Regions from separate parts of the Homo sapiens genome. Here region 1 is linked to region 2. The links are chromatin loops, found by intact Hi-C in ENCODE. Cell type or tissue: ascending aorta. All regions are shown on one strand. Links, peaks and the distances in the headings refer to the core of each region. The heading gives the core; the rest is flanking DNA. Region 1 overlaps IYD (iodotyrosine deiodinase). Region 2 holds the start of ULBP3 (UL16 binding protein 3).

What was found. Peaks named below come from ENCODE experiments on the same cell type or tissue, not always from the same donor. Only the 100,000 strongest peaks of a DNase experiment are listed, where the experiment ranks them.
Region 1: a loop joins it to region 2, with 3 times the contacts of the local background. A loop is called at or near these places in 19 of 110 quality-filtered maps.

The regions. Positions count from the first base shown.
Region 1 is chr6:150,402,059-150,404,970 of GRCh38, reverse strand. It overlaps IYD (iodotyrosine deiodinase), which reads right to left. Exons shown (of 5, transcript NM_203395.3): 5 at 1-2,912. Among named protein-coding and RNA genes, the nearest start is that of IYD, 35 kb to the right of the region's middle. RefSeq lists a silencer at 1,064-1,358. In ascending aorta, for the core only: no CTCF peak of the experiment used is centred there; a DNase peak (open chromatin) is centred at 1,280; H3K27ac peaks cover 627 bases.
Region 2 is chr6:150,067,722-150,070,633 of GRCh38, reverse strand. ULBP3 (UL16 binding protein 3) reads left to right here and starts at 1,513. Exons shown (of 5, transcript NM_024518.3): 1 at 1,513-1,655. The coding sequence starts at 1,568. It overlaps LOC124901428 (a long non-coding RNA gene), which reads left to right and starts at 361. Exons shown (of 2, transcript XR_007059809.1): 1 at 361-876; 2 at 984-1,206. RefSeq lists enhancers at 1-491, 1,689-1,768, 1,789-1,838. In ascending aorta, for the core only: CTCF peaks have their summits at 1,045 and 1,262 (motif pointing right); DNase peaks (open chromatin) are centred at 1,443 and 1,969; H3K4me3 peaks cover 1,616 bases; H3K27ac peaks cover 1,532 bases.

The DNA.
Region 1 (2,912 bases), core at 121-2,620, 330 kb before region 2:
TTGGTGAAGCTATAACAGCATCCGGTGGTTATGAAGAAAGACCAAGAGAACCACTGAGACTTTGGCACTAACTTCATTGAAGCAATAGACCAGCATCTAATATCTACCTCCAGACTTCTCACTAGGAGGGAAAAATAATCCCTTATTTGTTTGGGTTATAGTGAGGTTTTTTTGTTTGTATTACTTCTGTCAAAAGCATTCTGACCTCATACACACATTTTATTATCCTATTTATAAAACTAGTAAACAAATAAATAAAACAAATCTCTTTGGGGAAGGGGGGCTTTAATTAATGTTTGATTAACTCAAGTTGAATAAGCCAAACTCCCTTAAAGCATCAGTCTTAGTTATAGGCTTTGTTTATTAAAATCTTTTAAACATTCTAAACTTCTTGTGTAATTTATCATATTTAATTTTCTATTTTAGCACTTCAAATCATTGATATGACAAGATTATAACCAATTAAGACAAAACATTCTCATATATTTAAGCATCTCTTGTAAATCTAATACATTAAACTTATAGTAAATCTAGTCTAATACTTTTCATGAGCTAAGTTAAATATTCTTATACCTTTCAACTTCAAATCACAAACGTAAAATCAATTTCACATTTCAAATTGGAATCATAAGCTTTTTAAAGATTCAAATCACTTAAGGAGCATACACAAGATTAGTCCTAAACTTAACATGAAAGTATCAATATTATGGATTTGAATTATTGCATTATTTCCATAATGAATTCTACACATTCCCAGAGTTGGAAAATCATTTACCCAATAAGGGAACAGAGGTGCTATTTACTATTGTCAAGGACTCATGCCCACAATATGGTGGACAACTCAGATGAGCAGAGGTTGCTTAGGATCTCTGGTCATAAGACAGTACTCCAGCGCTGGGAGACAGTGCCCTGAGTGCTGTGGTTACTATGGGAACAGGAGGCTCCCAGTTTTCACCCTTCAGAGGGTTTTGATTTTAGAACCTTTATTCCAGTTACCTCCCAAGTATTATTTTTATTTTTAATTATTAGAGTAGAAGGAAGTTGGCGACTCCACCTAGGTTAGCTAACAACTTCCTTTATGATCTCATTGGCTTTTGCGTTTACTTGGCACTCTGCAGGCATTGCTAACATATTTCCATCCTGCTCTAAAGACATTTAAATGCTGTTGAATTCAATCCTGAACATTTGGCTCTGAGCCATGACTCTCAGGTCATGATAATAACATAAACCAATCCCCTGCCTCATGACTTTTTAGGAATTTCCCAAATGGGATTATAGCCTCTCACATTTCATTAGAACTACTGTATTTAGCTTGGCAGGATCTTAGCTTTGGGGGCTGTTCTCCCTTGAGCCTGCCCCTGGATGTGCTGGACGTCATTTGCTGAGGCCACCCAGATAGGGAGCAGACCTGGCATCAGCCTTAGATGCGTCAGCCCATTCCCTCCACTACCCTGCTGGGAGTTCCTTACCATTCCCACCTCCAGTTCTCTGCTATTCACCCTCTCTAAAAGGTAGATAAACGCAACGTTTTTTGAGTGTCCAGCCTATTTTGTGGGCTGAGTGGGGCAGGAGAAGGGAGGCACAGTAGCAGCAGAGCTGAAGCCACATTTCTTCTGGACCTCTCATTACTTGTATATATGTGTGAATTGAAAACACGATGTTACCTTTGTTTCCATTTCACACAAATTATAAGAGGGCACTCTGCTGATACCTAGCAAAATAAAATTATATTTCTCATGCCTCTCTGGCATAATATCCACTGATAACTATGTGTTTTTCTTCCACTTACTGATATTCCTAAAAGATGCTTACAAAATGTCTTTTAAAATATCACATCAGTTTGAATACTCTTTGGGAACTCCAATATTTAGAAAAACTAGCCTGGGTGTGGTGGCGTGCACCTGTATCCCAGCTACCTGGGAAGCTAAGGTGGGAGGATCACTTGAGTCCAGAAGTTGGAGGCTGCAGTGAGCTATAATCACACCACTGCATTCTAGCCTGGGTGACAGAGCAAGAATAAAGTAAATAGAGAAAACTATTGGTGGATCATCTTTGTAAGTTTGTAAATTTGGCTTAAAATGGGGTGCACTTTGCTGGGGTTTGAGCAAATGTGCAATAACTATTTACCCCCAATATCATGCAGCAGAGAAGTCACTCTTCCTTTCATAGGGAGGAGCAAATAAGAAGAAATACTGAACTGTCCTCCAGTACTCCTTGATGGAAGTTTCCATTTTGTGGACAGAGGCAGAGATGTCTAGGAAGAAGTCAATCTTAGTTCCACTTTATGTATGTTTATATCAATTTTCTTTGGCCCAAAGTGATACTCTATTTAAAGCTGTATTAGACAAATATCAACCGATCTTAGCGTTTCAGAAGAAAATCTTTATGCCTTTCACTGTCCTATTCTGATTTCACCAATTTCTTCAACTTTCCTTCTCCCCTCCTTTTCTTTTCTGTTATATCCAGTTTTGTTTTCCAAATCCAGAGTTATATGTTTTGGGGAAGAGACATCCAGCACCTACACACATCTGGGCCTCCTTCCTTGCAGGTGCAGGGGGATGATAACATTGACGACACTGCTCCACCTCCTGTGAGGTCACATGACTAGTTCTAGCCAAAGGGTTGTGAGACTGAGGAGGTCACTCCTAGGCCAAGGTACGATGGAATTGTTGGGGTGACCTCTTCCAGTGTTTTCTCCCCCTGCTGCCTCTAGGAAGGAGGCAGCCATGCCCTAGAAGTTGCATCCCACAGTATTACTGGGTTACCCCATGCAAGTAATTGTCTCGGAGGGTTTCCAGGCCTGCAGAGGACTTTGCCTGCCCAATAAATGAACTTTTATCACGTCAAGTCACAAGCATTGCATTTGTTGATTGCCAATGCCCCATGGTTCTCAAAATGTGGTACCCAATCAC
Region 2 (2,912 bases), core at 154-2,653:
TCCTGCTTGGGGCTCTCCTGCCAGCCTCCTTCTACCTTCCTCCTGTTCCCCCAGTCACTGGCCCAGGTCACCTGGCCTCGGGGTGGTGCTGCCAGGGCCTTCCCAGAGGCCTCCTCCCAGGACTAACCTGGGCTCCTGCCCCCAGCCCTGTACATGGGAGGCTCTTCTCACACACAGATCCTGGGACCCGCCAAGCTCTGCCCCTCCCAAATCTGAGAACTGCCCACCCTTGTGTGTCTGTTGTCCTCCAAACTACCCTCCACATGGCCCCTCCTGCACAGGGGCTCTAGTGCATCAGGCCAGAATCTTCTAGGCTCCTGTGTCCCTGCTCAGTCACAGAGGTGGCTGCCCTCCCATGACTCTGTCCTGAAGCAGAAACAGGCCCTGGGCTTTGTCCAGGCCTCCTCCTCTTTCCCACAGCCTCAGGACCCTCGGGATTGATGATCACCAGGTGCAGGTGATCCCAACATGAAGACTGTACGGAGTGGGAGGTCTGTGCCGATTTTTCTCATTCAATAGGGAATGGGCTGAGTGGCTGGGGCCTGAGTGGCACTCAAGATCTCTGTCCACTCCTCATCCCAGGCTAAAGCCCTCCCTTGCGGCCAAGGGCCACTGGGCCCATCACCTCCCTCTGGCTTCTGCCCACAGATCTAGATGTTTCCATGGTGACTGAGACGAGGATACACTCGGGTTGCCGCTTTGAGGATGGCTGCAGTCACCATCCAGGGACAGGGCAGAGATGCGCGTGCAGCCATGGATTTGCGTGTAGCTGGCCACAGATGGGTGTACAGCAAAGTGAGCCCCACGCATGCGTAGACCCTCCCTCGGCTTCTGCTCTCCATGGAAACACAATTGATCATTTGATCACTGATCACGGTAGGCCACTAGGGCTTTCTTTTCTTTCTTTTTTTTCCCAGAAGTCATAAAGGGATATAGAATATACTTTATTCTATATATATTCTATATATTCCTCATGCTTTTAGTGGAGAGGCAAAGAAGGTCTGCTCCGGACTGGGAAGCAGCTGCGCCCTGGACGGAGAGGGGCGGGGACTCCTTGGCGCAGGCTGAAGGAGGGCAGGTGTCGCTGGCGGAGGCAGTGACGGGGGGACACAGCCGCCACTGGATATCCCTGTGCAAGTTTCTTCGCTTTCCTGTGCATCAGTGCTTACATTGGGGTAATAATAAATGGTGTGTTAAAAAATTAAATGAGGCGGTCAAGAAGGAATCGTGTCCTGGCCCGCGCGGAGCCTGGGGTGGAGGGTAAGGGTTGGCCAGAGGGGGCCGCTGTCAGGCCACGAGCCCGGGGCGGGACGAAGCGGAGCCACAGCAGGCATAGGCTCCCCGGGTCCCAGCCTGGGGTGGGGCGGGGAAGGGCGGGACGGGGCGGGATAGGGCGGAGCATCCCTCCAAACGTGGGCAGGCGTAGGCTCCCCTGGATCCCGGGGCGGGACGGGACCGGACGGGGCCGAGCACACTCAATCACTAGCTGGCATGCGAGGGCCGAAGTGATTCATACGCTGGTCTCCACATCGACTGCGCCTTGTGTCCCGGGCGCTCCTGGTCTACAATGGCAGCGGCCGCCAGCCCCGCGATCCTTCCGCGCCTCGCGATTCTTCCGTACCTGCTATTCGACTGGTCCGGGACGGGGCGGGCCGGTGAGTTCGGGGATGGAGCCTAAGCGGGGCGGGGGCCAAACCTGGGGGGCTGTGGACTGCAGCGGGTTTCAGAGGAGGGAAGCCTTCTAGAAGGACCGGCGCGATCTCCCCGGACTGCCCCCACGCTCAGTTCCGATTCGCTGCTCTTTTTCGCCAGGTCCGCTTCCTGCGGCTGCTGCTTGCCCTGCAGAGCAGGAGGGGGGTCAAAGAAGGCGAAAAAAGAACCGCAGGAGGGTGGAGGGGCCAAAAAGCTGCAGAGGGCGAGGTGGGGAGGGGATCCCTGGTGCAACCCCGCAGCCCCACTCGTCCTCGGGAAGGAGAAACCAGAGCCCCCGGAACCCGAGCTGGGGTCAAGACATGGGTGACGCCAGCGTCATATAGAATAGTCACTAAGCAGACAGGAGTCAGCAAACCCTTTCTAGAAAGGAAAGGCTGAAGGCACTTTGGTCCTTGCTGGCCGTGAGTTCTCTGTCTCTGTGTCAAGTCCCGTCCCTTTGTAGAGCAACAGCAGGCAATGGCAACCTGCAAGTAAAAGAGAAACCTGAAATGGACCCTGTCCTAGGTTGCAGACTCCAGATGAGGGCACATGCTGTGTCCTGGCAATTGCTGCCCCATCCCCTAGGGTGTCATCTCTAAGTTGTGTAAGTTGAAGAGTCACAAGTGTGTCCTACCCTGCCTGTGGCTTCTGGGAGGTGTGGATGTGATGAATGTGAGGGGGAGTCCCATGGTTCGGGGCCTACTGCTCCCCTCCTTTGTTGCTGAGTAGCATTAACGGTCCCCAGGGGCCATTCAGGGACCCTCCCTGAAGCCTCAGGTGTGACCTGAGGGTGGGGGGGTGTAGCCATGTGGTGTCCTGGGGATCAGAGCCAACTGCTTGTGCAGCTTCTTGGTTCCCTGTGGCCCTGCTCCTGCCCATCCCAGGAGACCCACCTGTGTCTTCTCACTGTGGGGCCTATCTTCCTAATGACCTAAAGGGTGAGGAGCACACCCTGTGATGGGCAGCTCTGAGGCTGTGTGGTCACTGCCCTCCCATAGCTGGAGGCCCATCTCCACAGGGGCCCAGGACCACAGCAGGAGCCACTTTTAAATGAGGGGATTTCACTGCTGTGAGTGGCACAGCTTTGCTTCTGAGCACTAGGGGACCCTGTTGGATTCTGTGGTTGGGAATAGCCATGAAATCCACATAGCACCTTTTCCAACCACACATGCTTCTGGGATCTTAGGGAGTCCAGGGTCAAATAGCTGTAGTGGCAGGTC